Linked DNA regions of Homo sapiens: all the other regions are linked to region 2. Evidence: chromatin contacts called from ENCODE Hi-C or POLR2A ChIA-PET data. All regions are on one chromosome and are shown on one strand. Each heading gives the region's core, a stretch centred on a gene start or an enhancer-like site at or near the end of the contact. The rest is flanking DNA. Distances are from core to core; before and after follow the strand shown.

What was found. Hi-C counts contacts between places; a loop is a spot of excess contacts on that map. ChIA-PET counts read pairs that join two places held with the same protein, here RNA polymerase II (POLR2A). Pooled maps may share reads with other maps.
Region 1: a pooled map shows a loop between it and region 2 (7-fold over the local background). The contact joins the enhancer-like site here to the promoter of PRKCSH in region 2. A Hi-C loop is called at or near these places in 7 of 50 pooled maps. POLR2A ChIA-PET finds 5 or more read pairs at or near these places in 2 of 52 experiments (activated CD4-positive, alpha-beta T cell and activated T-cell).
Region 3: a loop to region 2 is called in a pooled map, with 5 times the contacts of the local background. The contact joins the promoter of QTRT1 here to the promoter of PRKCSH in region 2. A Hi-C loop is called at or near these places in 1 of 168 maps with a recorded cell type or tissue (naive thymus-derived CD4-positive, alpha-beta T cell), 2 of 37 single-sample maps with no recorded cell type and 11 of 50 pooled maps. POLR2A ChIA-PET finds 5 or more read pairs at or near these places in 3 of 52 experiments (GM12878, activated B cell and activated T-cell).

The regions. Positions count from the first base shown.
Region 1 is chr19:10,753,572-10,757,189 of GRCh38, reverse strand. All of the region lies in intron 1 of DNM2 (dynamin 2), which reads right to left. LOC124904637 (a long non-coding RNA gene) reads left to right here. Exons shown (of 2, transcript XR_007067139.1): 2 at 529-2,073. Among named protein-coding and RNA genes, the nearest start is that of MIR4748, 25 kb to the left of the region's middle. Within about 2 kb of position 1,834, at least 4 of the 41 ENCODE cell types and tissues checked have a DNase peak (open chromatin) inside an H3K27ac peak, as active enhancers do.
Region 2 is chr19:11,434,371-11,437,826 of GRCh38, reverse strand. PRKCSH (PRKCSH beta subunit of glucosidase II) reads right to left here and starts at 2,192. Exons shown (of 18, transcript NM_001289104.2): 1 at 2,121-2,192; 2 at 1,631-1,786; 3 at 1,322-1,438. The coding sequence starts at 1,709. It overlaps ODAD3 (outer dynein arm docking complex subunit 3), which reads left to right and starts at 2,706. Exons shown (of 13, transcript NM_145045.5): 1 at 2,706-3,054. The coding sequence starts at 2,811. RefSeq lists enhancers at 1,635-1,854, 2,105-2,514, 2,088-2,587.
Region 3 is chr19:10,699,885-10,703,058 of GRCh38, reverse strand. QTRT1 (queuine tRNA-ribosyltransferase catalytic subunit 1) reads right to left here and starts at 1,620. Exons shown (of 10, transcript NM_031209.3): 1 at 1,356-1,620; 2 at 1,041-1,109; 3 at 805-943. The coding sequence starts at 1,598. RefSeq lists enhancers at 637-826, 1,587-1,676, 1,155-1,903 and a silencer at 1,307-1,366.

The sequences.
Region 1 (3,618 bases), core at 585-3,084, 680 kb after region 2:
GGGCTACGAAGACCCCCCAGGGGCGCTGCTGGCAGAGCAGGGCTGAAGTTTTAGAAGCAGCCTCCAGTGGTCAGCGCTGGGGGGTTGAGGGTGGCAGTGCTGGGGATTATGATGAGGAGGCTGGTCATCACTGTTAGAGCAATGCCACCAGCTGGGATTTAGGGATGGATTACAATAAATGTTAAGCTTTAGCCAGATTATTAACAAATGTAAGCTTTTAAACCCCCCTCTGGCTGATGCAGGGCAGAGGAGAGGGCAGGAGCAGGAGGCAGGTGGGGGTGACCGCTGTGGTTCATGTGAGTGACATCAGGGGCGAAACCAGAGAGATGGCAGGCAGGGGTACGGAGGCCAGTGGACAGGCCGTAGGCAGATTCCAGGGCAGTTTGGGAGGTGGATGGTCACAACCTGAGGGCAGGCCGGATAGAGAAGAGCCAGAGAGTGGGAGGAGGCAAGACAGAGGGGAGCGCCCTACAGACACTTGCAAGGCTCTGGGGGACGAGCCCTGGCCTCTGCATCCTGTCTCTGCAGCCACAGGCAGCACAGTCAGCTCTCCAGGCCTGGGATGCTACCTGTCTTCGAGCCACACTCCTGAGGATGACAAAGAGCCCGAGGGACCTGCCTGCCAGGCACTAGGCCTGTCACGCCACGTGCCCCAGTTCAAGCTGATGCCTGAGCTCTAATCCCTTTCCGTCAGCCTCCCATTCGGCTGATGAGGAGCCTGAGGCACAAACAGGATACGAGACTTGGACAACATCACAGCTCATGGCTTGCATGAAAAGGAGCGAACCTTTCTCACTGGCTCCTGAGCACTTGGGGAGGTGCTGGTGACACTGGCGCCAACATTCTGACGGGGGTGGGTGCGAGGAAGACATACTGCAGGGGTGAGAGGGGTTGGGGGCTGGGATAATTGGAGAGGGTTCTCTGAGCAGGGGGACTGAGGGAACAAGCTACATCAATTGGGAGGCGGAGTGAACTGAACGAGGGAAACAGCGAGCGGGCGCCCCCATGCAGGTGACAGACCCCAAAGTCACCTCTTAGCATGGCCCCTTGTCTTTCCGTCACAGTAGTCACAGTGGACACCAGGCTGTCCCAGGGTATTAACCTCATGAACGCCACAAGTAGCCTTGGCCCTGGCCCTACCAGAGCCCCAGGCCACCTAGCTCACAGGTAGGGACCTGAGGGGCAGGGACACTTGGCATCTTGCACATCAGAGACGCAGTGTCTCAGGTCAGGCACAGTGGCTCACGCCTATAATCCCAGCACTTTGGGAAGCCAAGGTGGGTGGGTCACCTGAGGTCAGGAGTTTGAGACCAGCCTGGCCAACATGGTGAAACCCCGCCTTTACTTAAGATACAAAAATTAACCGGGTGTGGGGGCGCAAGCATGTAATCCCAGCCACTCGGGAGGCTAAGACACGAGAATGGCTTGAACCCGGGAGGCGGAGATTGTAGTGAGCCGAGATCGCATCACTGCACTCCAGCCTGGGTGACAGAGTGAGACTCCATCTCAAAACAAAAACAAAAACAATACAAAATACAAAAAAAAAAAGACAAAAAAAAACCCTGGCCGGGTGTGGTGGTGGACACCTGTAATCGCAACCACTTGGGAGGCTGAGGCAGGAGAACCGCTTGAACTTGGAAGGCAGAGGTTGCAGTGAGCTGAGATCGCGCCACTGCACTCCAGCCTGGGTGACAGAACGACTCTGTCTCAAAAAAAAAAAAAAGACAAATGCAGCATCTCAGAAACCATGCGGCGCTGGCTAGACACTGAATCACCAGCAGCGGCGGTGACAGCACGTGCCCCTCACAACAGTGCCCCTGCTCCATCCTTTCAATGACTATTTTTGAAGTGTGCAAGTGGAAGATGTCAACGATAAAACAACACAGGAGCAGCATGTGATGCAATCACAGACATCCTGTCTGCTTCGTGTGTCTGACGTTCATTCCTTTTCGTGGTCGAATCTGTCCATTGCACTGATGGACTACAGTCTGTTCGTCTAGTCACCATTGGATGGACATTTGGGGTCTTCCTAGCTTGAATTTATTACAAATAAAGCTGTTCTGAACATTCTCATATGCGCTTTTTGTAGACACATGTCCTTGTTTCTCTTGCTGAGTCACAGGGTGGACTTGAACTTGAACCGGCAAAGCTAGTCTCTGGAGATAGAAATCAGGGCAGTGGTTCCCTTTCGGGAAATGGACTAGAAGGGGCAGGAGGGACTTTCTGAGACCATGAAGAAGTCCTGCATCTTGATCTAGCCAGTAGGTACCAAGGTACAATCATTTATTAGAAAATCAAAACTTGCAGCAGTGGCTCACACCTGTAATCCCAGCACTTTGGGAGGCCAAGGTGGGTGGATCACTTGAAGTCAGGAGTTCGAGACCAGCCTGGGCAACATAACGAGCCCCTGTCTCTACAAAAAGTAAAAAGTAATTCACTGCGGATGGTGGCATTCCCCTGTAGTGTCAGCTACTCGGGAGGCTGTGGCAGGAGGATTACTTGAGCCCAGGAGACTGAGGCTGCAGTGAGCCATGATTGCGCCGTTGCACTCCAGCCTGGGCAACAGAGGGAGACTGTCTCCAAAAAAGAAGAAGAAGAAGACAAGAAAATCAAGGTATATGTTTAAGATTTATGCGATTGGCCAGTTGTAGTGGGTCACGCCTATAATCCCAGCACTTTGGGAGGCTGAGGCGGGCAGATTATGAGGTCAGCAGATCAAGACCATCCTGGCCAACACGGTAAAACCCCGTCTCTACTAAAATACAAAAAATTAGCCAGGCGAGGTGGAGGGTGCCTGTAGTCCCAGCTACTCAGGAGGCTGAGGCAGAATCGCTTGAACCTGGGAGGCGGAGGCTGCAGTGAGCTGAGATAGCGCCACTGCACTCCAGCCTGGCAACAGAGTGAGACTCCGTCTCAAAAAAAAAAAAAAAGACTTAAGCGATTAACTATATCTAACTGAAATCTCAGGAAAAGGTCACAAGTCAAGGAGAACATGTTCGTGAAGATTCAGATACAAAAGTACAGGGTGGACATTCCATTAAAATTTGCCCACAGAATTGTTACAACCCTGTTAGTTTCTCAATAAGACGAAAAATTCAGATCTCAAAGAATTTTAAAGCCCAGCAACAGGGGACTAGTTAAATATAAATTACGTTCAACCTAAGGAAGCTGACTGAAAATATGTTTTCTTTTTGAAAACATATATTTTCAATCACCTTATATATAAGATATATTGCTGGGCATAATGGCTCACGCCTGTAATCCAAACACTTTCAGAGGCCGAGGTGGGTGGATCGTTTGAGGTCAGGAGTTCGAGACCTGCTTGGCCAACATGGTGCAACCCCATCTCTACTAAAATTACAAAAATTAGCCAGGCGTGGTGGTGGGTGCCTTTAATGCCAGCTACTCAGGAGGCTGAGACAGGAGAATCGCTTGAACCCAGGAGGCAGAGGTTGGAATGAGCTGAGATCGCGCCATTGCACCAGCTTGCACAACAAAGAGCGAAACTCCGTCTCGGGGGAAAAAAACAAAACAAAAACCTTTAAAATAGAATAAAATACGTGTATTTATATATAAATTATGGCCTATCCATGCTGCTATGCAGCAACAGACACACAA
Region 2 (3,456 bases), core at 943-3,442:
CATGTCCCATCCATCCACAGATAAGAGCCCCTGACCCACACTGCACACAGCACAAGAAAGGAAAGGAAACCAAAGGAAGGAAAGAGTTGTACACTGCACAGCCAGGGCTCGAAATAAAGCTCTCCAGTGCCGCCTCCTGCCTCTTCTCACTGAGGCCCTTCAAAACAGGGTCTCCACCTGGCACGGGGGCTCACACCTGTAATCCCAGCACTTTGGGAGGCCGAGGCGGGTGGGTCACCTGAGGTGATGAGTTTGAGACCAGCCTGGCCAACACGATGAAACTCCATCTCTACTAAAAATACGAAAAATTAGCCGGATGTGGTGGCATGTGCCTGTAATCCCAGCTACTCAGGAGGCTGAGGCAGGAGAATCGCTTGAACCCGGGAGGTGGAGACTGCAGTGAGCCAAGATCATGCCACTGCACTCCAGCCTGGGCGATAAGAGTGAAACTCCATCTCAAAAAAAAAAATTAAAAACAAAACAAAACAAGGCCAGGTACGGTGGCTCACGCCTGTAATCCCAACACTTTGGGAGGCCGAGGCGGGTGGATCACAAGGTGACGAGATCGAGACCATCCTGGCTAACACAGTGAAACCCTGTATCTACTAAAAATACAAAAAAAAACTAGCTGGGCGTGGTGGTGGGTGCCTGTAGTCCCAGCTACTCAGGAGGCTGAGGCAGGAGAACGGTGTGAACCCGGGAGGCGGAGCTTGCAGTGAGCCGAGATGGCGCCACTGCACTCCAGCCTGGGAAACAGAGCAAGACTCCGTCTCAAAACAAAAACAAAACCAAAGACACGGTCTCATCCAGGCACGGTGGCTCACACCTGTAACCCCAGCACTTTGGGAGGCCAAGGCAGGAGGATGACTTGAGCCCAAGAGTTCCAGGCTGCAGTGAGCTACGATCATGCCACTGTACTCCAGCCTCAGCAACAAAGCAAGACCCTGTCTCTTCAAAACACACAAAAACAAAAAGCCAGGGTCTCCCTTCACCTCTGTCTCCTGCTGGATTGCTCTTGGCCCCACCCTGTCTCCCACTTCTAGGGGTTTGCCCGTGTTGACCCCTCCATCTGCAGCACCTTCGGGATTCAACTGAAACCTCACCTCCTTGGAGGAGCCTTCTCTGACCCCGAGGCTTGGGAGGAGGACGACTCTGGGCTCCTCCAGCTGCCCGGGGCCATAACACTGACCACTGACTTCTGAGCTTGTTTCTGCCCACTCAAAGGGGAGCCAGCAGAGGTAGTATCTTGGTCACACAGACAGGGCCTGGCACTGAGCAGTGTTCAATAAACATCTGATGGATGAACAGAGAAAAGGCTCACCTGGCTCGTCAGAGCCATCTTTGCAGTCGCAATAGTCATCGTTGACCTGATCAAATGGGATGGTGGCCGAACCGTCCAGGCAGGTGAAAGGCTTGGACTCATCGTAGAAGTGATGATCTGCGGGGTACAGGAAGCTCAGCCCAGGGCAGGTAAGCGCCTTCTCCACCAAATACCACCTCTGTCCTCCCATCCCCACCAGCGGAGCACTACCGGGAAACTGAGTCAAAAGGCTGTAAATGCCTATCCCTAAGGCCCAATGTTGGCCCCTCCCACCTCCAGCCTGGCGGGAGGGTGAACAGGAGGACTCACTGGTGAGGGAGACGCCCCGGGGCCTCTTGACCTCCACGGCCCAGCACATGGGTAGCAGCAGCAGCAGCGGCAACAGCATCTCACCAGACGCTCTGAGGCCCGAAACGGGTTCTGTGGGAGGAAGCCTACAGCGGGGAGATGCGCTGTGTCTTCACGCTGCAGGAAGAAAGCGGATCCCGGTCAGTGGGAGAGGGCTACTTCCAGCCAATTGGATTCCTCCATCGCTTCCAGGCAATGAGGCCTCACTTTGTTTCCGATATGGGGGCGAGGGGCAGCGATCTCCCCAATCCTGGCCAGTCTCACTTTGCTCAAATCAATGGCGAGGATCTCAAGATCTCAAAACCTCCGCTCCCTGTGCCCAATTGTGACCCAATTCCCGCCAACAGACCAAAGGGATTAACAGCCTCCGCCGTCCACACCCACACATGCACCCTCCGGTTGCCCCCTGTAAGAAACTGAGGTGCCCTCCCACCCGCTCGTTCACACCTACACGAGGCCGGAGCAAAGGTCAGTATCCACCGCACCCCTCTTGTCCAGCAGCCGCGGTTCCTGCTGCAGAAAGAAAGCGGAAATTTCTGGACCCCGTCACTTCCGGTCGTACGTTCCGCACCGGGAACGGAGACTCAGGGTCGCCATGTTGGGAGAGGCAGGAGTGGGGGCGGTGCCAGAGCCGAGACGGCCATCTTGGGCAGGACTGTGAAACCTTAGAGAGGATAGTTCTGAGGGCTAGCTCTTAATGGCGGCGCAGCGTACCTCCATCTTGGGAGTGGCGGCTTCTCAAGCCGGAAAGAAAGTTCCTGAAAAATGCCCGCGAACCCCCAGGGGCGGGATAAGGTTGGGGGAGGTAGGGAAACGGAATGAGCACGTGACCCCAAAGTGTCCAGACCCTCCGTCCTGCGGCGCGGCTCTACCCCGCCCACTGTTGGGACCGCCCCTCTATGCAGCCTCAGCCAATGAGAACGCAGTGTCAGCCACGGAACGCGGGTGATCTCCATGGAAACAGTGGAGAGAGACGGGGAGGCGGTTACCTGGCAACCGAGAGATGCGGAGCGCAACCACCTAGCGGTCGGAAAGTGCATTTTTCAGAGCCCTAGGAATCCGAGCTGACGGATCCCTGACAGGGGCGACTGACTCCTAGTTATCCCCCTAACCCCTAGGGGCCTTCAGCCCCAACCCCATCATGACATCTCCTCTGTGCAGGGCGGCCTCCGCCAACGCCCTGCCTCCTCAGGACCAGGCTTCGACGCCCTCTTCCAGGGTCAAGGGCAGGGAGGCTTCGGGCAAACCCAGCCACCTCCGAGGCAAGGGCACAGCCCAGGCGTGGACCCCAGGCCGTTCCAAGGGAGGATCCTTCCACAGAGGTGCAGGGAAGCCCTCTGTGCACTCTCAGGTGGCTGAGTTACATAAAAAGATACAACTGTTAGGTAAGATGGCTCCAGAGGGTACAGAGGGTCAGGGGTCAACAGTGCCCATCCAATCTTCATGGTGTGACAAAGGTATTTCTCCAGCATGAGTCTAGGTAAACCGTTTCTGGGCAAAAACTCATACTTAGTTCATGTTTTTCCTTCTCTGTCTCTTAAAACTTCTCATGGGTTCAGAACCGACTGAACTGTACTTCATACTTTCTTGTAATTTATTTTCTCTATTTTTTTTTTTTTTTTTGGCAGAATCTCACTCTGTTGCCAGGTGGGAGTGCAGTGGAACGATTTCGGCTCACTGCAACCTCCGCCTCCCGGGTTCAAGCGATTCTCCTGCCTCAGCCTCTTGAGTAGCTGGGACTACAGGCACACGCCACCACGCCTAACTAATTTTTGTATTTTTAGTAC
Region 3 (3,174 bases), core at 371-2,870, 730 kb after region 2:
GGTGGCTCACGCCTGGAATCCCAGCACTCTGGGAGGCCGAGGCAGGCGGATCACCTGAGCTCAGGAGTTTGAGAGTAGCCTAACCAACATGGAGAAACCCTGTCTCTACTAAAAATACAAAATTAGCCAGGTGTGGTGGCGCACACCTGTAATCCCAGCTACTCGGGAGGCTGAGTCAGGAGAATCACTTGAACCCGGGAGGCAGAGGTTGCAGTGAGCTCAGATCGCAAAATTGCACTCCAGCCTGGGCAACAAGAGCAAAATTCTGTCTCAAAAAAAAAAAAAAAAAAAAAAAAAAAGAAGGATATTGAGGATATGGGAGAAGCCTAAAGCCTCCCCAATCCTCTTGTTGCCACCATTATTTCAACAGATATTTGTCCAATTAATTTGTTTTTTTTATTTTTTATTTTTTATTTTGGTAGAGACAGGGTCTCCCTGTATTGCCCAAGCTGGTCTCCAACTCCCGGCCTCAAGTGATCTTCCCGCCTCAGTTTCCCAAATTGCTGGGATTACAGGCATGAGCTTCCACGTCCAGTCTTAATTTGCTAATGAGAGAAAAACTGCAATAATAATACTTAAGCTACTACATGGCTGGGATGGAGATTTACTGACATCATCTCATATGTACTTGTCAACAATTCTACCAAAGACCTGCTACTATTTACCCCCGCTTTGAGTTGGTTCAACTGAAGCTCAGCGAGGAGTGACCTGCTCAAAGCCACACAACAGCTAAAAAACAGGCCCCGTGTAAACTTCACCCCCTGACAGACAGGGTAAGGAGGCGGCTCCCCAGGGTCCTCTCACCCAGCGCATTCTGGATCTGCACGGATTTCTCCGGGCTCAGCAGGGTCTCATTGCCGTCGTAGGGGGAGCGGAAGCGGACGCCCTCCTCCGTCACCTCGGACAGAGACACCAGCGACACCATCTGGAAACCGCCGCTGTCCTAAGGGAAACCCCACCGCAAAGCTGTCAGGGGGTGGAGATGGGGACCCTTCACTCCAGAGAAGGGCCCTAGAACGTCGGCTCTCTCCTCAGCTCACCGTTAGCAGATTATGAGGCCAATTCATGAAGCCGTGGAGACCGTTGGCTTTCTGGATCAGCTCGGGTCCCTGGGTTGATGGAAGAAAGTGTCAGGTTAGGGGTGACCGCGTCCCTGGGGGCCCTTCTTGGGAGACAGATCTGGCCAGCTTTAGTCCCTGCTGCTCTTTCACGCCCAGTACAAGGCCTGGTCATTGGGGGCGCTCAATACAGCTGGTCGATTGACTTTGGGAGGAGTGTCCGGGCCTGGAGGACGCTCCATGGCTCCCCACGCCTCGCCGCCTCGCCGCCTCCCCGCGCGGGCAGAGCCCACCCACCGGCCTTAGACCCAGATGGTAGGTATTGCCCAGGCAGATGCGGCAACCCAGAGCGTCCAGCTGTTCGGTCGTGATGCCCTTCATGGTGGCCTGCGTGCCCACTGGCATGAACACAGGAGTGGCCACTGTCCCATGCGGCAGCCACAGCTCGCCTGCCCGGGCCCTGGAGCGGCTGCATTCGGCCACCAGCCGCATGATCCGTGGGGCCGACTCCAGGGAAGCCTGGGTAGCTGCTCCCGCCATCTTGACTGTCGGAACCACGTGGGCCGTACCACACAGTGGGCGGCGCCATGTTGGCCGCTGTCACGTGACCACGCGATCCGTTCTGGAGCCCGGGAAAGCGTCGGGGGACCATGGCAACGGATTTGAACCCCTGGTCCTGGCTGGGGGCCCATTTAACTCCTACCCACAACACGCTAAAGCGAAGAATCAGAATTGAACTGGGAACGAATCCCATCCCTAGCACTTTCGAGCTACAATCAGAGACTCTCTTAGCCATAATTTTCTCTTGGATAAAATGTGGCGAATTACAGCATCTCGGCATAAAGACTTTGTAAAGATTGAATAAAGGGCCGGGGGTGGTGGCTCACGCCTGTAATCCCAGCACTTTGGGAGGCCGAGGAGGGAGGATCACGAGGTCATGGGATGGAGACCATCCTGGCTAACACAGTGAAACCCCGTCTCTACTAAAAATACAAAAAATTAGCCGGGCGCAGTGGCAGGCACCTGTAGTCCCAGCTACTCCGGAGGCCGAGGCAGGAGAATGGCGTGAACCTGGGAGGCAGAGCTTGCAGTGAGCCGAGATCGTGCCACTGCACTCCAGCCTGGGTGACAGAGCGAGACTCCATCTCAAAAAAAAAAAAAAAAAAAAAATTAAGCTGGTGTGGCTGGGTGCGGTGGCTCACGCCTGTAATCCCAGCGCTTTGAGAGGCTGAGGCGGGCGGATGACCTGATGTTGGGAGTTCGAGACCAGCCTGACCAATGTGGAGAAACCCCGTCTCTACTAAAAATACAAAATTAGCCAGGCATGGTGGTGCATGCCTGTAATCCCAGCTACTCCGAAGGCTGAGGCAGGATAATTGCTTGAACCTGGGAGGCGGAGTTTGCAGTGAGCCGAGATCGTGCCATTGCACCCCAGCCTGGGTAACAGGAGCAAAACTCTGTGTCAAAAAGAAAAAAAAGTTTTAAAAATTAAAAAATTAACAGGTTGTGAGCCAGGCACGGTGGCTCACGCCTGTAATCCCAGCACTTTGGGAGGCCAAGGCGGGCGGATCACGATGTCAGGAGTTCAAGACCAGCCTGGCCAGTATGGTGAAACCCCGTCTCTACTAAAAAAATACAAAAATTAGCCGGGCGTGGGGGTGCGTGCCTGTAGTCCCAGCTATTCGGGAGGCTGAGGCAGGAGAATCGCTTGAACCCGGGAGGCGGAGGTCGAGCCACGATTGCGCCACTGCACTCCAGCCTGGGCGACAAAGCGAGACTTCATCTAAAAAACAAAAACAAAAACAAAATCAAAACAAAAACATTAACATGGTGTGGTGGCACGCCCCTGTAGTCTCAGCTACTCAAGAAGCTGAGGCAGGAGGATCACTTGAGCTGAAGAGTTGGAGGCTGCAGTGAGCTATGATTGGGCTACTGTACACCAGGCTGGGCAACAGAGTGAGACCGAAACCCTAAAAAAAAAGATAATAATAATATACAATATTATATAGTAATTGTTATCATTACAACTGGATCTGATATCTGTCCTGGCCAGCAGAGAGCGCTATTGTCCCAGAAGATGTCCTTTCAATTGTCTTAAACTGAGCTACTCTGGCCA